3 separate regions of the Homo sapiens genome follow, and regions 2 and 3 are each linked to region 1. A link is a loop called in an ENCODE intact Hi-C map of the cell type or tissue named here. Cell type or tissue: heart left ventricle. All regions are shown on one strand. Region 1 overlaps PDXK (pyridoxal kinase). Region 2 holds the start of RRP1 (ribosomal RNA processing 1). Region 3 overlaps AGPAT3 (1-acylglycerol-3-phosphate O-acyltransferase 3).

What was found. A loop is a pair of places that touch in the nucleus more often than their neighbours do. Peaks named below come from ENCODE experiments on the same cell type or tissue, not always from the same donor. Only the 100,000 strongest peaks of a DNase experiment are listed, where the experiment ranks them.
Region 2: a loop joins it to region 1, with 3 times the contacts of the local background. A loop is called at or near these places in 51 of 110 quality-filtered maps.
Region 3: a loop joins it to region 1, with 2.2 times the contacts of the local background. A loop is called at or near these places in 2 of 110 quality-filtered maps.

The regions. Positions count from the first base shown.
Region 1 is chr21:43,724,144-43,732,143 of GRCh38, reverse strand. All of the region lies in intron 1 of PDXK (pyridoxal kinase), which reads right to left. Among named protein-coding and RNA genes, the nearest start is that of PDXK, 9.0 kb to the right of the region's middle. RefSeq lists enhancers at 129-629, 2,103-2,944, 2,945-3,786, 4,629-5,470, 7,054-7,213 and silencers at 3,021-3,070, 3,421-3,560, 3,310-3,734. In heart left ventricle, a CTCF peak has its summit at 3,038; DNase peaks (open chromatin) are centred at 3,503, 4,463, 5,040, 6,155 and 2 weaker places; H3K4me3 peaks cover 1,872 bases; H3K27ac peaks cover 3,141 bases.
Region 2 is chr21:43,784,788-43,792,787 of GRCh38, reverse strand. It overlaps RRP1 (ribosomal RNA processing 1), which reads right to left and starts at 3,211. Exons shown (of 13, transcript NM_003683.6): 1 at 3,026-3,211; 2 at 1,356-1,438; 3 at 59-116. The coding sequence starts at 3,158. RefSeq lists silencers at 649-861, 2,801-2,970, 3,181-3,410 and enhancers at 3,041-3,150, 5,306-5,846, 5,847-6,388. In heart left ventricle, a CTCF peak has its summit at 3,316; a DNase peak (open chromatin) is centred at 3,307; H3K4me3 peaks cover 2,073 bases; H3K27ac peaks cover 767 bases.
Region 3 is chr21:43,899,708-43,907,707 of GRCh38, reverse strand. AGPAT3 (1-acylglycerol-3-phosphate O-acyltransferase 3) reads right to left here. Exons shown (of 10, transcript NM_020132.5): 2 at 3,689-3,751. Among named protein-coding and RNA genes, the nearest start is that of AGPAT3, 38 kb to the right of the region's middle. In heart left ventricle, no CTCF peak of the experiment used is centred here; DNase peaks (open chromatin) are centred at 3,701 and 4,032; H3K27ac peaks cover 1,244 bases.

The sequences.
Region 1 (8,000 bases):
GAAGCCTGCGAAGAGAATGGGCTTCTGTCAGCAGTGCTCTTCTTCCCCCGGGGCTCTTCTCCCCACAGGGGCAGCGGTAGTGACCGTCCCTTCCCATAGCAGCAGCGGAATCCACTTTGTGGCTTTCCCTCCACCAGCAGAATTCCTCATCGCATGCCCCCACAGACTCCCAGCACCCGCCAGCTGGCAGACACCTGCCTTCCCAGCTCCAGGTTCTAAAGAGTCCAACAATTCTCTTATCCCAGGGTCAGCTGTGTGGAGCCAATGCTGGCAGGGGTCTCCTCCACGACACCAGTGTTCCCTTTTTGCCTTCTCTATTTTCTCAATACCTGGCTGAACAACGGCCTCTACGATTGTTGCTCTGGTTTCTGTTTCTGGACTGGACCCTGCCTGATACACCTCATCTTTCCCCACCCACAAGGGAGCCAAGGACAGACTGGTTCTTGGTCCAAGGTTCAGCCCAGCGGGCTGCTGGGCTCTCCACAACACTCACCTCCCACCCGGAGCTCCTCCACTGCCTTCACAGGAATCGCCTTCAACAAAGACAGGCCAGGTGCCCTGTGAGCAGCCCTGCTGACTGATGGGATCAGCTTGGGCCCCTTTAGGAACAGCATTACTGGTCTGTGTATGTGAATCACCTTGTTTTACAGTAAACCCTGTCCCTATAATGGCCTATGGGGCTCTTCCGTGGCAGAATTCTAAGAATGACCTTCAGGGACCCCGCTCACCCTCGGGCAACCCCCTGAGTGTGGGTGAAACCTGTCAGTGTGATGAGATCTCTCTCCCATGAGGATCTTCTTATCCAGGAGAGTTTAATTGAATGACATGAGCCCTTCAAAAGCAGAGTTTTCTCAGGCTGAAGGGCAGAAGGAAAAATCAGAGATTGGAAGTTAAAAGAAGGACTCAACGACTGTTGCTGGCTTTGAAGATGGATTGGGCCACGCGATTGCCAGATGCAATAGTGCAGGTCAGTTTTACGTAGAGTCATTATTAAAAACTGAGTCATATGGCCAGGCACAGTGGCTCACACCTGTGATCGCAGCACTTTGGGAGGCTGAGGCTGGAGGATTGATCACTTAAGCCCAGGAGTTCAAGACCAGACTGAGCAACATAGCAAGATTCCATCTCTATTTAAAAAAAAAATTGAGTCATAAAACTTACAATTATGTAAATTATATTATTATTTTTTGAGACAGGGTCTCACTCTATCACCCAGGCTGGAGTGCAGTGGCACAATCATAGCTCACTACAGCCTTGAACTCCTGGGATCAAGGGATCCACCCTCTTCAGCCTCCTGAGTAGCTAGGACTACAGGTGCGTGCTGCCACACCTGGCTAATTTTTATATTTTTTTGTTGAGACAGAGTCTCACTATGTTGTCCAGGCTAGTCCTGAACTCCTAAGCTCAATCAATTCTCCTCCCTTAGCCTCCCAAAGTGCTGGGACTACAGGTATGAGCCACTGCACCCAGACTACATAAACTATATTAAAAGTAAACATAATATATATTGTAGCCTCACCACTTCCTAGTTTACTAGCATTTTACACTATCTGTTGTCTACTCAGCTATTTGTGTCTATTGTGTCTGGAGGGAAGAACGCTACATGACAGAGGCTGCTGCACAGCTCTTTCCTGCTCAGGTTGGTAGTTTACGTTCAGCTATAGTGGAAGTATTCACACCACGGAGCTTGGCAGTACATACTCTAAATCAGATATGAGGGCTGGGCACAGTGGCTCACGCCTGTAATCCCAGCACTTTGGGAGGCCGAGGTGGGAGGATCACCTGAGGTCAGGAGTTCGAGACCAGCCTGGACAACATGGCAAAACCCCGTCTCTACTAAAAATACAAAAATTGGCCGGGTGTAGTGGCTCGTGCCTGTAGTCCCAGCTACTCAGGAGGCTAAGGCAGGAGAATCACTTGAACCTGGGAGGCGGAGGTTGCAGTGAGCCAAGACTGCAACTAGCCTGGGTGACAGAGAGAGACTCTGCCTCAAAAAAATTCAAATCAAACCAAATCAATCAATCAATCAATCAATCAATCAGATATGAGCAAGACTCTCTGATGTCCATACCTGCTGTGACGGTCCACTGAGGCCTGTGGACTATCACCTCATCCCCCTTCTCGGGATGGTCTTATTAGGCCGCCGTGCTACCATTTTTTGTTTTTTGTTTTTTTTGTTTTGTTTTGGTTTTCTTTTTTTGAGACAGGATCTCATGCTGTTGCCCAGGCTGGAGTCCAGCGGCACAATCTCAGCTCGCTGCAACCTCTCCCTCCTGGGCTCAATTGATTCTCCTGCCTTAGCCTCCTGAGTAGCTGGGACTACAGGCATGTGTCACCATGCCTGGTTAATTTTTTATGTTTTATTTTTTGTGGAGAAATATTGCCTATATTGCCCAGGCTGGTCTTGAACTCCGGGGCTCAAGCGATCCTCCCACCTCAGCCTCCCAAAGTGGTGCAATAACAAGGCGTGAGCCATCGTGCTCGGCCCGTGCTACTGTTCTGCTCCTAGCTCCCCTCATGTGCATTCCCCACCCGCACCTCCAGACGTACCCCTCTAAACCCAGCCCTTGAGCGTCTGCTGCGCCCACAGGATGCAGCTCAGACTCCCGGAGCGTCCCACTCCCACGGCTGATGCCCCTGGCTGCTGGGTCGCCCACCACTCTGTGAACTCCTCACTGGGCTGCAGAACCCCGGGCACCTTCTGAATCCTGTAAAGCTCTGAAACCCCTGTGCCTGGCCAACTCCCCTCTCTCAGCTCAGACCGTCCTTCTTTCGGCCTCCAAGACCCTGCTGCAACCGTGCCTACGGAGCCCCCGCGACAGCACGCGAAGAACGAGGGTTCTTCAGGACTGGGGCTCTCTGCCGGCCCTGGCCAAAGCCCCCGGCCTCTGACAAACCCACTGCTGCCACAGGACAGCCTGGCTGTCTCCGCTGGGAAGTCTGAAGGACAAGCTCCTGCTCAGCCTCTACCGCAAGGTGTAACTCCGTAAACAAGCGCCAAGCACCCAGCGGAGCCGGGGTGGGAAGAGCCGCGGAGGCCGCAGCCAGGGGGCAGGATTGCGGGCGGGCGGGTGCGGGGTGGGGGGCTGGGCTTTGCCCCGCTCATCCGTGTGACGTATTGGGGCTCCCCCACCTGCAGGCGTGCGCCCCGTCTCCTGCCGAGAGAGAAAGCCAGTCAGATGGCTACACTCTGCCCTGGGGGGTCAAAATAATCCCAGCAGAGTCCAGGCCAGTGGGATGGCTTAGAAAGGGTCGCAACTTCCTCCTGGGAACTTCCTGCGGGGGCCGCAGCGGAAGTGCTTTCAACCTCATCAGTCATCCGGCTGGACCGCAGGAGCTCTCCGACTCCCTTCCCCCTGCCGCCCGCGACACAAGCTCATCCCCTGCCCAGGCGCAGCCCGCAGTCCTCCTCCCTCGGCCGGTGGTGTGAGCAGCCCTCCTCCTGCCCACGTGCGGGAGTGGCTGCCTCGGGCTCCTCCCAGGGCCCACGTGCGCGCCTTATCGGCAGCATCCCACTCTGCTCACAGCGAGGCAGACAGGCAGACAGCCAGACACTACGTGAGCGCGGCGGCTCAGCTGATCCTCCTCCTCCTCCGGGGAGGCAGGGTGACTCAGAACGGCAGGAGTGGGGGAAGCTCTGGAACATTCCAGGGGAGCTCCTCCACCCCAGCCTGACCACCCTAGTTCCAGGCGTTCCAGGGGAGAGCAGGGTGAGCGCTGCACAGAAGCCGAAGCCACCCACCCAGCAGAACCCTCCCTTTAGCTTATTTTGCAGAGACCTCTGACCACTTTAGGAAACCAGAATGAGGAAAGAGGACAGGAGAGATCATGTGACTGCTTCACCCTGATCAACCTGGGGCACAAGCACCCCGCGTCCCTCCCACCGCCTGCCACTGGTCAGCCCTATGATCCACATCAACCATGTCCTTTGTCCTACAAACTCCCAGGGGGAACTTCTGGTGGAAATGGCCCCGAGCCCCCCAGAGCAGTCTCCCCTCATCCCTGACCCACCCCTGCCTCAGCCTTCACAGCTCCAGGGTCCATCGCCTGGGCCCCCAGCCCTGCTCAGAGCACATGGACACCCAGCTCCCTACTTCCAGGCTCACAGTGCCGCAGAGGGACCGTGCACCAGCTGGGCAGGGGCTGCCAGGTGCTGGGCTCACTGCAAAGTGCTAAGGGAAGGCAGAGGTCATGGCTGGCTCAGAAGTGCCCAGATGGCCAGACAGCTGGGGGCTGAGTCCAGGGATTGCCAAAGCAGCATTCCTGACCCAATATGGGCTCCCTGGTGTGACCTCGGGCCCCGTCCACCCCCACAGCGTGCAGCAAAAATGCCACCTTATTCTAGCTCCAGAGTCTGCTCCACAGGGCCTCACACCCGCTGCACCCTCCTCCTGGATGCTGTTCCTCCCTGTGCCCCGGCTGGCAGAGCTCCACCTAGTGCTGGCTCCCTCCCACCCCTTGGAACTCGCTCCCATGCACAGCAACTGGCCCTTGGGGTCAGCCAAACCTGTGTGCACTGCACAGCTTCCTCGTTTAGCTGTCCTAGGGTGACCACATTCCCAGAGGCTTGGTGACTGTCACAGGTAAGGAGATGGGACAAGAGGCTAAGCAGGCTAGCCACCTGCTTCAGGAATGGGGAAAGCTGCCGGAGGAGTGGCCAAGGACAGGGACAGGGGCTGGCAGGCTTGTCTTGGCCACAGAACCCTTTAAAACAGAGGCCCCATGCAGAGCCGGGGAATAGATGGGCACAAGGCGGCTGCTCTGTGGGCAGGAAGGGAGGCGCTGCCGGCCCCTCCTCGGCTGATTGCACGGTTTTTTGCTCAGCCCATCTTTGACAACTCCTTTCTTCCTTTCTCCTTGAGAAGTTCCCTCTGTTCTTATTCCTCAGCGTCACTCACTCTGTGAACTGGGCACGCAGGATTCCATTTCAAAAGCTCTGTGTGGGTGTGCACCCGCAGACACCAAGGCCAACAAGCCACAATGCCAATCAGCAGCCCCTGTGTCCCCGAAGCTGCCCGTTCTGCGGATCCGCCCCTCCCTTTCCAGGGAATGCCAGTCACACCAAGCCTCCTAGGAAGGAAGTCACTTACAGGAAAGACGGGGGGGCCGGCCAACACTGGGGCCTGCAGAGCAACACACCGCATACACACACATGCATGCCCATGACACACGCATGCATGCCCAGACATGTGCACACACGCCATGCACACATGCCCCATACACATGCATCCCACATGCACACATGCATGCCATGTACACACAAGCACACCCACATACACACACACCATGTACACACATGCACACCCACATACACACACAGTGTACACAAACACACCACGTACACACATGCACACCCACATACACACACACACATGCACCGATGTGGGCTAGAGCCAGAGGCAAGAGGGAAAAATAGATCAGAAAATGGGACCAATAGGCTGGGTGCAGTGGCTCATGCCTGTAATCCCAACACTTTGGGAGGCTGAGGTGGGTGGATTGCCTGAGGTCAGGAGTTCAAGACCAGCCTGGCCAACATGGTGAAACCCCGTCTCTACCAAAATACAAAAATTGGCCGGGCGCGGTGGCTCAGCCGTAATCCCAGCACTTTGGAAGGCCGAGGCGGGCAGATCCCGAGGTCAGGATATCGAGACCATCCTGGCTAACATGGTGAAACCCTGTCTCTACTAAAAATACAGAAAAATTTGCCTGGTGTGGTGGCGGGCGCCTGTAGTCCCAGCTACCTGGGAGGCTGAGGCAGGAGAATGGCGTGAACCTGGGAGGAGGAGGAGGCTGCAGTGAGCCAAGATCACGCCACTGCACTCCAGCCTGGGTGACAGAGTGAGACTCCGTCTCAAAAAAAAAAAAAAAAAAAAGAAAAAGAAAAAATGGAAAACGGGACCGATAAGTTCTTGTTTTTCTCCATGACAGCCAAACAAGAATAACAGAAACCTCAGTCCCAAACTAAGGGAGTCAGAAAAGCAAAAAACTAGCCAATTTTCTTCCTTCTTGGAGAAAGATGAAAGAAAAAGAAGAAATACCAGAAACAACACCTGTTTCCTGGATTGGGACACATTCTGGCTCAGACCCAGGGACTGGCAGAGGCCAGAGAGAGAGAGAGAGAGAGAGAGAGAATCCCAGCTAGACGGGAGGAAAGCCAGCTGCCCAGCATGGCCTGGAGAGCACGTGGGAACGTTCCGAGGACACTCAGAAGCGTCTCCAACATACAGCATCAGCATCACCTCTAAGGAAGTTAGTGCGGGCCACCGGAGGAAGGAAGGAGGCACACTTTTCACCACTGGCTCTTTTTCCTTTCCTTTTCTTTTTTTTTTGTTTTGAGCCTGAGTCTTGCTCTGTTGCAGGGGCTGGAGTGCAGTGGTGCAATCTTGGCTCACTGCAACCTCCACTTCCTGGGTTTAAGCAATCTCCTTCCTCACCCTCCTGAGTAGCTGGGATTACAGTAGTGTGCCACCACGCCCGGCTAATTTTTTGTATTTTTAGTAGAGATGGAGCTTCACCATGTTGGCCAGGCTGGTCTCGAACTCCTGACCTCAGGTGATCCACCCACCTCAGCCTCCCAAAGTGCTGGGATTATAGGCGTGAGCCACCGTGCCTGGCCCAGCGCTGGCTTTTTTGTACTGTTTGCAAATGCATGTCACCTTGAAAAATGTTAAGGCAAAAATGATGTCTTTTAAAAGGCAGGGTGGTATTCTTCCAGGATCTTATAGTGCAGTTCTGAAGGCAAAGAAGACTCTTTCTATCCTAGGAATTCTAAGAAAAAATGTAAAGATTTTTCAAAACACCAGGTGTTTTGTTTTGTTTTGAGACGAGAGTCTTGCTCTGTCGCCCGTGCTGGAGTGCAGTGGCGCGATCTCGGCTCACTGCAAGCTCCGCCTCCTGGGTTCACACCATTCTCCTGCCTCAGCCTCCCAAGCAGCTGAGACTACAGTCGCCCACCACCACGCCTGGCTAATTTTTTGTAATTTTAGTAGAGACGGGGTTTTACCGTGTTAGCCAGACTGGTCTCGATCTCCTGATCTTGTGATCCGCCTGCCTCAGCCTCCCAAAGTGCTGGGATTACAGGCGTGAGCCACTGCACCCAGCCAACACCAGGTGTTTTAACCATTTCCCCAAGAGAACCCTCCAGTGATGCCACATCTCTGAAGAAGAGGCCACTTTGCAGAGCAGGGGATTTTTTTTTTTTAAAAACAGGGTCTACCTAGTGCATCGGTATTCTCTGTCAACTTTCTGGTTAAAAATACATTGTACTTCCATACATGTTTATTTTTTACTTTTTTTTTTTTTTGAGACAGGGTCTCACTCTGTCACCCAGGCTGGAGTGCAGTGGCACCATCACAGGTCACTGCATCCTCCACCTCCTGGGATCAGGTGATCCTCCCACTTCACCTTCCCAAGTAGGTGGGACTACAGATGTGAGTCACATAGCCAGCTTTTTTTTTTTTTTCTTGTAGAGCTGGAGTCTTGCTATGTTGCCCACGGTGGTCTCAAACTCCCAGGCTCAAGTGATCCCCCCATCTCGGCCTCCTAAAGTACTGGGATTATAGGTGTGAGCCACCGCACCTGGGCTTGGGGATGCTTAAATATTTGAGGATAGAAATCAGCTCCTGACTTGAGGGCCCTCAAGCAACCCCCTGGGGACCCCGTCACGCGTCTCTGGGAGCCCGGGGTTACTCGCTGCTCGCGTCCACATGCTGCTCAAGTGCTGAGGTCCCAAAGCTCTGCAGCTTCTGCTCCTGTCCGGAGAAGCGGGGCCCAGTAAGCAGGTGGGACCCTCGGCCTCTGCCACAGCTACTTTTGCCAATGTCACAGCAGGTAGGAGTCAGGTGCTGACATCCAGGGTTCCAGGGCAGGGAGCCCCCTGCCTCTTCCTGTGGGGCGCTTGAGCCACAGTCCACCTGCCTAACGGGCATGGCATTGAGGCCCCTAGACAGAGAAATACAACCTCCGCCAAGCCCCCTCAGGTGTCTCAGGTCTGCTCCGCA
Region 2 (8,000 bases), 61 kb before region 1:
TGATGCTCAGAGGTTCTGACATCTACAAATGCACCCAACTACAGCAGAGCATACTCACGCGCCTCCGTGGTCTGAAAAGCATGAACGAGCTGGGAAATAGTCCTTCCTAATTCTTCCTGTGTAGGAAACAACAAAAACGCCCTCAGCCCCTGAAGCACCAGGCTCTCACAATGACACACACGCAACCACCCACTCACCCACTCACTCACTCACTCATCACAGAGAGTCGGCTTCCAGGGGGTCTCAGCTCAGTGCACTGGAGGTTTCACCCCTGCTCCAAAAGACCCCTCTACAGCCAGGGTCAACAGGCTCTCACACAACCACGGGAGGCCCCTCTAGACAGCTGGGGTCAACAGCCTCTCACACAACCACAGCAGGCACTGCCCTCTTGACAGAGGCTGTGCCCTAAGCCACAGAGTCACGGTTAAAGAGGGACGTGGGAGAGCGGAAGGGAGCCTTGGGACTCACAGCCCCCTAACCATCAGGAGGAAGAGGGCTGCGAGACCCCATAGATCACTGGCTATCTGCCTACATCACCGTGCCAGCCATCGCCCAGAATACTTGCTAAGGGACATTTCACAGCCTCCCCTTGATAATTCAGTGGGCATGGAATATGGCCCAGGAACCTGAACTTAACTAAGTACCCTCACCACCCAGGAGATTTTGAAGGAGAGCACAAAATTCACAATTTGAGAAACAATGTTTGGAAAAGGCTAGCAGGAGACGTCCTTGTCTCAGGAGACTTGAATTCCGCCCCGTGGTTTCCACTATTTCAGCACTTGTTTGCAACCCAGGACAAACACAAAACCCAGTTTTCACCCATGCCAGTGCTGCTGCAGTGCACGGCTCAGTCAATCACATCAACACCTCAGCAAGTGTAAGACTCACCTAACAAAGGCCCAGGCCCACCAGCCGTGCCGAACCAAGCGTCAAGGCTATACGACCTCCCCACGGTCTCTGGCCATATTAAAACTGGGTTGACCAGGCCGGGCGCGGTGGCTCATGCCTGTAATCCCAGCACTTTGGGAGGCCGAGATGGGAGGATCACTTGAGCTCAGGAGTTCGAGACCAGCCTGACCAACATGATGAAACTCTGTCTCTACTAAAAATACAAAAAATTAGCCAGGCATGGTGGCAGGTACCTGTACTCCCAGCTACTTGGGAGGCTGAGGCAGGAAAATTGCTTGAAACCAGAAGGCTGAGGTTGCAGTAAGCCGAGATTGAGCCACTGCACTCCAGCCTGGGCAACAAGAGCGAAACTCCGACTTAAAAAAAAAAGAAAAACTGGGTTGACCAGATGCCCATCCATCCTCCCCCGCTGCTTCTGTACCTGCTCTGCTGCTCCCCCCACTCACCTGGAGGAGTGGCTTGTCCTGCATCCACATGCAATAAAACAGTCCTTTCCACACCTTCAGCAGCTCGTCGTGCGTAAAACCACCTGCATCAAAACAGCAACGGTTGGACCAAATGAATCCCACACCTTCGAGTGCCAGAAAGGAAGCCACAGAAACGTGACTGCCTGAATGAGACCAAAGTCCCACTTACGGTAAAGGCAACTGGGGGGCAGAATCTGGCCCTCCCCTTCAAACAATCCTTCTAACCCAGAACCTGCCGCGCCTGTGGCTATGCGGCTACTCCAGGTAACTGCTACTTCACGCACACAGTAAAACCGACTGAGATCTACAAGGTATCAGGCACCATACTCCATTTTGGAAATTCAAAATTGCGAACCTTGACGGTTTCCTAAGCTGGACAGTGGCCACAAGGTTAATCTGTTGGTGATAATTCATCCAGCATTATACTGAGGGCTTCTGCACTCTCCTGTAATATATCTCAAATACTAAAAGAAGAAAGTGAACTCAGGCATTCAGACTACGAGAGAAACAGAAATTACTGAGGCCAGGTGCGGTGGCTCACGCCTGTACTCCCAGCACTTTGGAATTGAGTGCTGAGGCAGGATCACTTGAGGCCAGGAGTTCAAGACCAGTCTGGGCAACATAGGAAGACCCCAATTTGTACAAAAAATACAAAACTTAGCTGGCCTGGCCGCACGGTGCCAGTAGTCCCAGCTATTGGGGAGGCTGAGATGGGAGGCTCACTTGAGCCTGGGAGGTAGAGGCTGCAGTGAGCTGTAATCGTGCCAATGCACTCCTCCACCACGGATGACAGTGAGGTCTGTCTCACTCAGAAAAATAACAAAAAATTTTAATTTAAAACATTACTCAGTTGACATTCACTGAAGTCCTATGTGTCTGGCAACCTGTTCCTGCAGCAGTGGTTCTCAGGCTGAGTGTGGGGAGCAGAAGCACTTGAACAGCTTCATAAAGCAGATGCCAGTCCTGATTTAGTAGGGCTGGGATCCTAGAACTTGCATTTCTTTCTTTTCTTTTGCGATGGAAATGGAGTCTTGCTATGTTGCCCAGGCTGGACTCCTGGGCCTTTGTGATCCTCCCACATCGACGTGCCAAGTAGCTGGGATTACAGGCTTGGGCCACTGCGCCCGGCATAGAACGTGTATTTCTAACAAATGTCCAGGGGATGCTACTGCTGATGGGGGACCACGCTCGGAGAACCACCTGGTACCATGAACAAGAAGTAGATTCTCGGCCCTCAGAGAGGTACTCTCGAGTGGAAATCGGAAAACAATCCAATAATTAACGCAAAACAGAAAACTGCAAACAGTGGGAAATGCTGCCATGAGGGAAAAATACTGGGTGCCCAAACAGCAGGGCAGCAGGAGTACATGGTCTACTGGAGGGAGGGGACGCCTGAGCTAGGAAAGGGGTTACGGGGCTGGGGAGGAGCGTTCTCGCAGAGGGACCAGAGTCACCGCACCACGAGGGAAAGCGGCGGCGGGGGCCGTGGGCCGGTAACAGCGGGAACAGGCCAGTGGACCCCGCCTGCCCGGCCCGGCCACGTGGAGGTTCCACAGGGCTCGGAGGGCCCCCAGCTCCGGCCGCCGCCGCCCACACCCGCACCAGCCCAGCCGGCCCCCGAGACGCCAGCCGCCCACACCCCCGCCAACCTGCGGCCCGCTGAGTCCTGGCGACGATGTATTTCCGGAGCTTCCTCACCGCCCGGTCCCGGGTCACCTGCTCATTCCCCGCCAGGCGCTGAGCCAGCTGGATCTCAGGCGGGAGCTGCACGCGCGAAACCATGACGCCGACGGCCGAGACCCCCTGTCCCGGAGTCGCCTGGTACCCAGCACACTGAGCACGCGCCTCCTGCGCCCGCCTCCTCCTGGCCCCGGCGCGTGGCGTGACGTCACAGCCCGCGACACCGCCCAGGCGCACGCCACCGCCGCGCAGTGGCCGAGCCGCGCAACTGCAGCCCCCGGAGGCCGAAGGCTACAGAGGGGGCGCGCGCTCCCTGCCTGTGCGCATGGGCGGAACCAGCGAGCGCGCGCCTGCGCCTGCGCCTGCGCCTCGCTGGGGCTGCGGTGGGTCGGGATTCTGAGGCAAAGATCTGTTGTTTTTTAATCTCATTTTATTTATAACCCCACTTGTATTTTTTTCCTGAGACAGGGTCTCGCTCTGTTACCCACGCTGGAGTGCAAGGCGCGATCTCGGCTCACTGCAGCCTTTGCCTCGCGGGCTCCAGGGATCCCCCAGCCTCAGCCTCCCGAGGAGCTGGGACCACGGGCGCCACCACTCTCGGCTCGAAACTTTATTTTTAAAACCAGGGGTGTGCCGGGCGCGGTGGCTCACGCCTGTAATTCCAGCACTTTGGGAGGCTGAGGCGGGTGGATCACGAGGTCAGGAGTTTGAGACCAGCCTGACCAACATGGTGAAACCCTGTCTCTACTAAAAATACAAAAATTAGCCAGGCGTAGTGGCGGGCGCTTGTAATCCCAGCTACTCAGGAGGCTGAGGCAGGAGAATTGCTTGAATCCGGGAGGCGGAGGTTGCAGTGAGTCGAGATTGCGCCGCTGCACTCCAGCCTGGGCGACAGAGTGAGACTCTGTCTCAAAAAACAACAACAAAAAAAAAAACGGGGAGGCTGCATTTGGCCTAGGGCCACAGTTTGACATACCCTGAAGTAGAAAAATATTCTTTATTTTTAGAAATAACTGCAGAACTCTTTGGTAAAGGTGACCTGTCATGATGTCTGTAATTCATTCTGCAAAAAAGTAAATCATTACACGCACATATGTGTATGCAGATAAGCAACTATGGCACACTGTTAACAGTTGTGGCGTTGGCCGGGCGCGGTGGCTCACGCCTGTAATCCCAGCACTTTGGGAGGCCGAGGCGGGCGGATCATGAGGTCAGGAGATCGAGACCATCCTGGCTAACACGGTGAAACCCCGTCTCTACTAAAAACACAAAAAATTAGCTGAGCGTGGTGGCGGGCGCCTGTAGTCCCAGCTACTCAGGAGGCTGAGGCAGGAGAATGGCGTGAACCCCGGAGGCGGAGCTTGCAGTGAGCCGAGATCGCGCCACTGCACCCCAGCCTGGGTGACAGAGTGAGACTCCGTCTCAAAAAAATACAAGTGTGGCGTCTACAGGCAGGAATACAGGTCTTCATTGACCTATCTTCTGACATTTTCTATGTATGAAATTTTTCATAAAAAGTTGAAAAGGCTGGCAGTGGTGGCTCATGCCTGTAATCCCAACCATCACTTGGGGAGGCCAAAGCAGGTGGATCACCCGAGGTCAGGAGTTCGAGACCATCCTGGCCAACATGGTGAAACCCCATCTCTACTAAAAATACAAAAATTAGCTGGGTGTGGTGGCGAGCACCTGTAATCCCAGCTACTCGGGAGGCTGAGGCAAGAGAATTGCTTGAACACAGGAGGCGGAGGTTGCAGTGAGCCAAGATCCGGCCACTGCACTCCAGCCTGGGCGACAGATTTTGAAACTCTGTCTAAAAAGAAAAAAAAAAGGAAACATTTAGCAACTGGTTTTAGAATCTGAATTAGTTCTTGTTGTTGTTGTTGTTGTTGAGACAGTTTCACTCTGTCGCCCGGGCTGGAGTGCAGTGGCACGATCTTGGCTCACTGCAACCTCCACCTCCAGGATTCAAGCAATTTCTGGCTAATTTTTGTGTTTTTAGTAGAGATGGGGTTTCACCATGTTGGCCAGGCTGATCTCGAACTCCTGACCTCAGGTGATCGGGCTGCCTCGGTCTCCCCAAAGTGCTGGGATTACAGGCGGGAGGCACTGCACCCAGCCAGCCTCTCCTCTTCTTATGAGGACGTCAGTCAGTGTGGACTTAGGCCTGCCTTAATTTAGCATGACCTCATGTTAACTAACCATGTCTGGAAAGACCCGTTTACCAAATTAAGGCCACATTCCGAGGTTCCAGCGGACATGACTTTCCGGGGGACAAGCACGAATGAGAAGAGGCCCTGCACTCACACAGTGGGTATGTCGCACGCACACACTGGGTATGTCACGCACAGTGGGCATGTTGCACGCACACAGTGGGCATGTCAGGCGCACAGTGGGTATGTCGCACGCACACAGTGGGTATGTTGCACGCACGCAATGGGCATGTCAGGTGCACAATGGGCATGTCAGGCGCACAGTGGGTATGTCTCGCACACAGTGGGTATGTCGCATGCACACAGTGTCAGGCACACAGTGGGTATGTTGCACGCACACAGTGGGTGTGTCGCGCACAATGGGCGTGTCAGATGCACAGTGGGTATGTCGCGCACAGTGGGTATGTCAGGTGCACAGTGGGTATGTGGCACGCACACAGTGGGCATGTCAGACGCACAGTGGGCATGTCACGCGCACAGTGGGCATGTCGCACACACACAGTGGGCATGTCAGGCGCACAATGAGCATGTCAGGCGCACAGTGGGTATGTCGCGCACACAGGGTGTGTCATGCGCACAGTGGGTGTGTCGCACGCACAGTGGGTATGTCGCACACACACAATGGGTATTTCACGCGCACAGTGGGTATGTCGCACTCACACAGTGGGTATGTCGCGCGCACAGTGGGTATGTCAGGTGCACAGTGGGTATGTCGCATGCAAACAGTGGGCATGTCGCACGCACACAGCGGGCATGTCAGGTGCACAGTGGGCATGTCGCGCGCACAGTGGGTATGTCGTGCGCACAATGGGTATGTCGCACGCACACAGTGGGTATGTTGCACGCACATAGTGGGCATGTCAGGCGCACAATGGGCATGTCAGGTGTACAGTGGGTATGTCATGCAAACAGTTGGTATGTTGCACACAGTGGGTATGTCGCATGCACACAGTGGGTGGTATCGTGCATGCAATGGGCATGTCAGGCTCACAGTGGGTATGTCAGGTGCACAGTGGGTATGTCTCGCACATAGTGGGTATATCAGGCACATAGCGGGTATGTCACACCCAGCTGCTGAGAACAGGGTGGGAGGGACTAAGCTGTACTAGGAGGGTGAAGTTGTGCACTGGGGAGCACACCTTCACACCAGGCTCGAGATGCCAGGCTTCAGACGGAAAGGACATGGCAGGTGGTCTCTAAAGATATGGAAGACTAAGATTTGGAAATCGAATAAAGTGGCTTTTAAAAAATCTCTTCTCGGGCTGGGCGTGCTGGCTCATGCCTGTAATCCCAGCACTTTGGGAGGCTGAGGTGGGTGGATCACGAGGTCAGGAGATCCAGACCTCATAGGTGAAACCCGTCTCTACTAAAAACACAAAAAATTAGCTGGGTGTGGTGGCGGGCGCCTGTAGTCCCAGCTACTTGGGAGGCTGAGGCAGGAGAATGGCATGAACCTGGGAGGCAGAGCTTGCAGTGAGCCGAGATAGCACCACTGCACTCCAACCTGGGCGACAGAGTGAGACTCCGTCTCAAAAAAAAAAAAATCTCTTCTGCTGGCATGACCTGTTGAAGGCAGAAACAAAAACGCTCTCCAGGGTAACCTCCTCCCCCTTTTTTTTTTGACAGAGTCTTGCTCTGTCACCCAGGCTGGAGTGCAGTAGCGTGATCTCAGCTCACTGCAACCTCCGCCTCCCAGGTTCAAGTGTCTCCTGTGTCAGCCTCTTGAGTAGCTGCAACTACAGGCGCCCACCACCACACCTGGCTAATTTTTGCATATTTAGTAGAGACAGGGTTTCGCCATGTTGCCCGGGCTGGTCTCGAACTCCTGACCTCAAGTGATCAGCCCACCTCAGCCTCCCACAGTGCTGGGATTACAGGCGTGAGCCACCACGCCTGGCCACAGTATAACCCATTTCTGACTGAAAGTCACACTAGGGCTCAGCCTTAAGGAAAACTAAGTTTAAACCTCTTTTTCACTGTATTTTCTCTTTTCCCCCGGGCTAGAGGTGGAGACAAGAAAATATGACCTGGTTTTTAATGAATATTAAAGACCAAAATTTCAAATTTTTAAACGGCCTGAAATGTCCCACTACTTTTATTTTATTTTATTTTATTTATTTTTTTAAGAGACAGAGTTTCACTCTATCTCCCAGGCTGGAATGCAGTGTTGCAATCACAGCTCACTGCAGCCTCGACCTCCAGGGCTCAAGTGATCCTCCCACCCCAGCCTTCTGAATAGCTGGGACCACAGGTGTGCATCACCTCAGCTAGCTAATTTTTTATTTTTTGTAGAGATGGTGTGTTAGTCAGGGTTTTCTAGAAGGACAGAACTAATAGGATATATATATATATATCCTATTTTATATATATATATATATCCTATTTTATATATATATATATATCCTATTTTATATATATATATATATATATATATACACACACACACACACACAAAGGGGAGTTTATTAATTATTAACTCTCACGATCACAAGGTCCCACAGTAGGCTGTTTGCAAGCTGAGGAGCAAGGAGAGCCAGTCTGAGTCCCAAAACTGAAGAACTTGGAGTCCGATGTCCGAGGGCAGGAAGCATCCAGCACGGGAGAAAGATGTAGGCTGGGAGGCTAGGCCAGTCTCGTCTTTTTACATTTTTCTGCCTGCTTTATATTCTAGCCTTGCTGGCAGCTGATTAGATGGTGCCCACCCAGATTAAGGGTGGGTCCGCCTTTCCCAGCC
Region 3 (8,000 bases), 180 kb before region 1:
TCTCGCTCTGTCGCCCAGGCTGGAGTGCAGTGGCGCGATCTCGGCTCACCACAAGCTCCGCCTCCCGGGTTCACGCCATTCTCCTGCCTCAGCCTCCCGAGTAGCTGGGACTACAAGTGCCCGCCACCACGCCCAGCTAATTTTTTGTATTTTTAGTAGAGATGGGGTTTCACCGTGTTAGCCAGGATGGTCTCGATCTCCTGACCTCGTGATCCGCCTGCCTCGGCCTCCCAAAGTCCTGGGATTACAGGTGTGAGCCACCGTACCTGGTATGGCACAGTTTTATGGGAAACTTTTTGTTAAAGTGTAATAGATACAGAGAAGTACATAAATCTTCAGCATGCGGCTGGATGAAATTCCAGAGAGGATCCACTCTGACCAGCAGCACCCAGATCAAGAAACGAATCCCAACTACTTTGGGAGGCCGAGGCCGGCAGATGGGCTTGAGCCCAGGAGTTCAAGATCAGCCTGGGCAACATGGCAAAACCCGGTCTCTACAAAAAATAAAAAAGCCGCGTGTGGTGGCCCATGCCCGTGGTCCCAGCTACCGGGAGGCTGAGGCAGGAGGATCCCTTCAGCCCAGGAGAGCTCAAGGCTGAAGTGACCTGAGATCGCGTCATTGAGCTCCAGCCTGGGAGACAGAGAGAGACCCCCTCTCAAAAAAAAAAAAAAAAAAAAGAAAGAAAAGAAACAGACCCTCGCCAGCCCCTGAAGCCCCCTGGGCCTCCTTTGCCTCCTGCCAGGGCAGCTACCCTTCCTGTTCCCCCTGCCAGGTCTGCCTGTCTCTGTGCTGCACTTACGAGGGCCTTGCACATGTGCTGACCCACTGCGCTTCTTCCACCCAGCATGTGTGTGTCGGCTCGCCCAGGCGGAGCACGGGTGTCTCCACGCAGCTCATTCCATGCTGCTCCCCTGGGCAAGTAGCCGGCAGTGTGTTCACCCAGTCCACCTCCGCAGGGCACACAGGCCTGATGAACACGGCTCCGGCGACACTCCTGGCTGTGGGTTCACGCCTCAGAGCAGAGCTGCTGGGTCACAAGCCATGGGTTTGCTCCGCTTTAGAAGATATTGCCAAAGTTTTCCAAAATTAAGAGGTGAGGTCACAGCCACCATGAGGAACAAGCGTCCCATCACGCCCCATCCCACCTCCTCATCAACTCTGGCCTTATCTGTCTCGTTGGTTTTAGCCAATCTGCTGACTGTCTAGTGATACAACATTTCTGGTTTAAAAAGTTCGTTTCTCTGATAACCAATTGAGTTGCATGCCTTTTCAGATGTTTATTAGGTATTTGGGCACCTTTCGAGAGGTACTGGTGCAAGTCATGGACAAACATTTTGCTATAGATTTCGATATTAACACTCACCAGCTTGGGCGGGGGGGAGCTGCAGTGCCACACCGTCTGCTTAGTTTTGCAACCTCTCCTCCCTCCCAAAAGTGATACGTGGCATGCCATCACTGACAGTCACCCGGTTTGGTGAATATCGAGTTACTCACCCTAGAAGCTTGGTTGTAAATCGGATTTGGGTTGTTCTGCAGCTACTACTAGCCCCAAAAGACACAATGTTTCCAACCTGCCCTTCTTTCTGTTCTTTTTCCTAGACCTCAGTTATTACAGAACCGTGATGTCCCTGTCCCCAGAAAGGGAACAAAGGAGATCAAACCGATTTCCATCTTCATCTTCTCAAAATGTCCTCCTTCTGGGAGAGGTCTGCTGATGCCTGACGCGCCTTGGCCGGTTTCTCCCCTAGAAGCAAAACCTCATCCACAGCACAAGCCCACGTGCGCCACACCCTGCACCTGACAGATCAGAAGCCCTCTGGCCCCCCAGCCCTTGCTGGTGGCCTTCCCACAGCCCTGTGGTGACTGCAGAAGCCCCATGCCCTCCTCTCAGCCCTGAGTACAGTCCAACAATAGCCAAAGGACAGGCAGAAGAGCGGGAATGCAGTGAGAGCTGAACTGGGGGGTGCAGGACAGTTCAAGTTTCTTTTGCACAGAATAGCAATTTGCAACAATTTAACAGTTTAAACCACAGGCAAAGTATTAAATCAACAATGAGCAAACCCAGCAAGTAAACTTTTGTGAATCCAGAATGTTAGAGGACAGCTCAGAGTGCCAGTTAGCTGGGAGCTGCCACTGTGTCTTTATAGTATCGTTAGTATCTTCATAGTTATCTGCTATCAAATAAGCAATCTTAATAAAACAATCCTAAAGAGACACTAGGCCGGGCGCAGTGGCTCACGCCTGTAATCCCAGCACTTTGGGAGGCCGAGGCAGGTGGATCACGAGGTCAAGCAATAGAGACCATCCTGGCCAACATGGTGAAACCCCATCTCTACTAAAAATACAAAAATTAGCCGGACGTGGTGGCGGGCGCCTGTAGTCCCAGCTACTCAGGGGGCTGAGGCAGGAGAATCATTTGAACCTGGGAAGTGGAGGTTGCAGTGAGCCGAGATCGTTCTACTGCACTCCAGCCCGGGCGACAGAGCCAGACTGTCTCAAAATAAATAAATAAATAAATAAATAAATAAATAAATAAATAAATAAATAAATATTTTTTTTAAAAAAAGAGACACTAAATACAGTCATTTTAATTTGAAAACTATGGAGGCATTCAGCACCCAGCTCAGATGGTCAGCAATGCTGTTTGAGGTCCGCCATGACTACATCTCTGAAAGCCCGAGCTTGGTGTTGGTCACTTCAATCTTGCTCATGTTTGTTTTTATCAAATGGTAGCTTTCAACACACCCTGGGTTGTGACTGGGACACAGAAGGCTAAATCACCTGCCTACCAAGAACTGGGCCTGTGAGTTACACCTGGAAGCCTTGGAACATCAGGGATGGGATTTGATCTCTGCCGACAGCATTTGGAGGAGACACCTCCTGGGTAGAAAGCAGCCACAGTGGGAGAAGGACACAGGGTCCAGGGCCACCCAGAAGGGACCTGCAGCCTCATCAGCCACAGCAGCGGGCCTGGGAACGGGGGTGGAACACATGGGAGCAGTGGGCAGGGGCCCTATGACGACGGGCTGCAGGAGCACAGGAGGAGCTGCCCCAACCCTGGGCCCACCCAGTGACTCAACGGCCAGGCAATTCCATGCTCTCCACCAAACCCAGGGCTTCCTGAGGAGCGCGTCCCCCAGGAGCAGGGCACCAACCCCCAAGAGCAGGGCACCGACCCCCCAGGAGCAGAGCACCCTCCAGCAACAGATAGCTGGGCTCCCCACGGGGATTGTGCAGCTGTCCCCGGGCCACACCTCTGCCCCATCCCAGACAGACGGCTCCCAGTCGGTCTCCAGGAGAGGGGTGGACTTCCTGGGCTGCTAACAGAGCCGGGGCAGCCCTGTGAGGTGACTCCCATGTCCGCTGTGCCCTGGTAGGCGCCTCAGCCCAGCGTCATTTGTAGCTCAGCCCCTTTGAGCTCAGCTCATCCCTCGCAGGAAGAGAACAAAGTTACCTGAACTTTATCATCTGGGTTTTGGACAAATGAGAAGGGACTGTAATAAATATTCTGTTGGTCATAAGCAAAGGTTAAAATATATACCTTTAAGAAAAATTAATCAACAAGGTATCAAGGCCCAACGCTGACCCCAACACTGGACACATACACACACACACACACACACACACACACACACACACACTCTCACACACGGCGCCCTGCGTCAGGCGGCCTCACTGCCCACTTACCAAGGCACAAGGTCAGCAGAGCCAGTGGGAACAGCTGCCCTCAGGGCTTCCGGCTGGACAAGCCTGAAAGTGAAAGGCACACATGTCAACGTGCTTGCGCAGGACTGGAGAGACGCCGTGTGACCAAATATATGCATCCACTTCAAAACCCGAAAGGCTGCATGTCAGGGAGACTGACAAGCACGCATTAACATCCTTTCCCGATCAACCAAACACTCCGTCACTTAAACATCAGGGTCAAGGCCATTCAGGGCATTGCTGGCACGCTGCTTCCCACTGCCTGGCCAGGAGGCCCAACAGATGGCTCATAAATGAACAGTCCCGGAGCCGCCAGAGGTCACGCCCCAGGAAGGACACGGAAAAGCCACCCAGCCACCTGCAGGCTCTTGGAAAGGCGGGGCCACCATGGGCCCCTCCGGATGCCACAGCTCCTGCGACAGCTACACCAGCCTTACATGCGCTCCCGCTGCTTCCCAAAGCCCTGCCAGCCGCAGCCCTGGGCTTCTCCAAAATCCAGCCCAGCCCAGCCCCCGCCAGCAGACCATTAGCCTGCCTGCCGGCAACCAGGAAAAAGCCCGTGTTTGCTCATTTGTGTTACATTGTGGTGACGTCCACTAACATAAAATCCACCATTTTTAGGTATGTGGTTCAGGGGCTTTATGTCCATTCCCACTGCTGTGCAATCATCACCCCTGTCCATCTCCAGAACTTTCTCATCTTCCCAAGCAGAAACACTGTCTCCATTAAACACCTACTCCCCATCCCCGCTAGCCCCTGGCACCCACCATCACACTTTCTATCTCTACGAGTTAACCACTCTAGGGACCTCATATAAGTGGAATCATACACTATTTGTCCTTATGTGACTGGCTTATTTCACTCAGTATAATGTCCTCAAAGCTCACCCACTTGGTGGCAGGTGTCAGAATGTCATTCACATTTCAGGCTGGATAATATTCCACTACAGACACTATGGACTGAATGCTTGTGTCCCCCAGCTACAAATTCATATTTTTTTTGAGACAGGATCTCGCTCTGTTACCCAGGCTGGAGTCGCCGTGGCACAATCACCGCTCACTGCAGCCTCAGTCTTCTGGGCTTAAGTGATTCTCCCACCTCAGCCTCCCAAGTAGCTAGGACTACAGGTGCATGCCACCATGCCCAGATAATTTTTTAAATTTTTTGTAGACAAAGCATTTCACTATGTTGCCTAGGCTGGTCTTGAACTCCTGAGCTCAAGTGATCCGCCTGCCTCGCCCTCCCAAAGTGCTGGAACTAGAGGTATGAGTCACCATGCCTGGTCCAAATTCATACGTCGAAATCCTCCCTGCTAATGTGATATTTGGAGACAGGGCCATTGGCAGGGGATTAGGCCAAGAGGGAGGAGCCTCAAAAATGGGATTGGTGCCATTATGCCAAAAGACACGGGCCAGCTGCTTCCTATCTCTCTGCCATATGAGGGCACAACCAGGAAGAGGCCCTCACCAGCCACCAAACCTACAGGCACCTTGAGCTCGGACTTCCAGCCTCCAGAACTGTGAGAAATAAATTTCTGTTACTTAAGCCAGCCAGTCAGTGTTAACTTTTTTTATAGCAGCCCAAATTGACAAAGACAGTGTATATATCGCATATTTTCCCCTATTAATCTTACAGTTCTAACTTTCACATTTAGGTCTATGATCCATTTTGGTTAATTTTTAAATATAGCATAAAGTAGGGTGAAGGGCCATTGTTTTTGTAGATAGGTGTCCAATATTGTCTTTCGATATTTGAAAGGCATTCCTCCACTGTCTTCAAATTGTATAGTTTCTGATCAGAAACCGGCTCTCATTTTTGGCTTTGTTCATCTGTATGTGATAGCATTTGCCTCTGTCTACTTTCAGGATTCTCGGCAATTGGATGATGGTGTGTATTGGGGTGAATTCCTTCATGTTTCTTCGGTTTGAGATTTGTTGAGCTTCTTCGGGATGAGTTTCATCAGATCTGGAAAAATTCTAGCCATTATTGTCTTCAGGTATTTTCTACCACACACGCCTCTTTTCTGGAAATCAGTTTCATATGTTACTCTCGATATGGTCCCACTGATGCTCTGTTCATTTTTTTGTCTTTCTTTCTTTGTGTTTCATTTTACAAAGTGCTGTGTCTTCAAGTATACTGATCTTTTCTTCTGCAATGTCTAATCTACCACTAATCCCATTCAGCATATTTTTCATTTCTAGAAGATTTATTTGGGTCTTTTTTCTTTTTGAGACAGTCTCATGCTGTCACCCAGGCTGGAGTGCAATGGTATGATCATGGCTCACTGCAGCCTCAACCTTCCTGGGCTCAAGCCATCCTCCTACCTCAGCCTCCTAAGTAGCTGAGACCACAGGTGTGCACCACCACGCCCAGCTAATTTTTGTACTTTTCTGTACAGATGGGGTTGTCCAGGGTGGTCTTGATCTCCTGAGCTCAAACAATCCTCACATCTCAGCCTCCAGAAGTGCTGGGATTACAGGTATGAGCCATGACGCCCGGCCCTAGGTCTTTTTTTTATATCTTCCATTTTTTTCTTTATTTTTATCATATTTGCCCTGATTGAACACGTGGAACATATTTATCAATGCCATCTTAACATGCTTGCCTGCTAGCTCTATCATCTGGATAGATATAGTTCCCTTCCCTTCTCTTTTCTCTTCTCTTTTTTTTTTTTTTTTTTTAACAGAGTTTCACTCTGTTGCCTGGACTAGAGTACAGTGGCATAATCATAGCTCACTGCAGCCTCGAACTCCAGGCTCAAGGGATCCTCCTGCCTCTGCCGTTGAGTAGCTGGCACTACAGGTGCATACCACTATGCCCAGCTAATTATTTTCTTAAAACAAACAAAAGAACACATATCTTTTTAGAGACAGGGTCTCGCTATGTGGCCCCAGAGGGTCTTGAACTCCTGGGCTCAAGTGATCCTCCTGCCTCAGCCTCCCAAAGGGCTGGAATTGCAGGTGGGGGCTACAGTGTCTAGCCTGGATGTTTCCAACCATTGATTTTCCTCTTCTTCTGGGTTTTCTGTATGGCAGTCACTTTTGCTTGGCTGCTGGGCACTGTGAACTTGGTGCCTGTGAACTTGGCACTGGACGCTGGGTTTGCTGCTGTCCTGCATCTCCGGGCTTTGTTCTGGGAGCAGTCAACCTAGAACCAGTTTGATCTTTTCAGATCTCGCTCGTAAGCTCTGTTTGGTGAGTCCTGAGCGGACCTTTGTAGGACAACCTTGGGTGGTGAGTCTCTCCCTCTGGCCACTGAGCACACAGATTCACCCCACCCTGTGAACTCGGGGACTGTGCCACCCCTGCTCTCCCACGCCCCTTTCCCTCACCTGGGCAGCATTCACATGCCACCTGTGGTCAGCTCTCAGAGACTGGAAGGCCCCTCCTCAGCTCTCCAGAGCTGTTTCTTTATGGAACTCCCTCTTCTTCCATATTTTTCTTTGTACATTCCAGCCTTCCTGGAGCCCCTTAACTCCACACTCTGTCTCCACCAGGTCCTGGTTCCCCTCCCTGCCCTGTGGCTGGAGACTCTGCAGGTGACACGCTGGGCTACTGAGGCCTCACTTCCCTCATGCCCCTCTCTGGTCACTGTCCACACGGCCTGCCACCAGTGTCTGAAGCCTGTGGCTTCATGCACTTTTGTTTGGCTTTCTGGTTGATTAAGGTAGGCTGTGAAATTTGGTCTGTATCTTCCACCATGGCTAGAAGTGCAAGCTGGAATCTTGCATTTTTAAATCCAGGTTTTCACTCATCCAGAATGGGCTTCTCCAGTGGACCTCACAGGTGTTCCCTCTCCAAGACACACTGACCTATGTCTAAAGTGGAACCTCAGCTGCAGAGGGCCTGACTTGCAGAGCCAGCTTGACAGCCGTCTCTGGAAGAGAACAAAAGCATTTGCCTTTTTCTTTCTACCTCCAGATCATTTACTCTCCATGAAGACATCTCACTCAAAGTACATTTTCTATGTCAGAATGCAATAGCAGGACTATTTGCCTGCCCACGTTAAACTAGAAGGCAAGCCTGCACTTAATCAGCAAAAAGAAGGCGGTGCTCCAAAGGCAGACCATGTACTGACAGCACCTGAGACACTCCTCCTCTCAGTTCATCGCCTCTTCCCAATTTCTTCTTGACCTAGGCAGGTCAAGAGAGCATCACCGGGGCTGGGTCACGAATCTCTACCACTCCCAGTCATGGGTTCTCCCAAGCTCCTCTCAACACCCAACAGAACCGGGGCCGAGGCAGCTGCTGCACACACACACACGAGGTGATGCCTGGGAAGCCTCCTGGGGGAC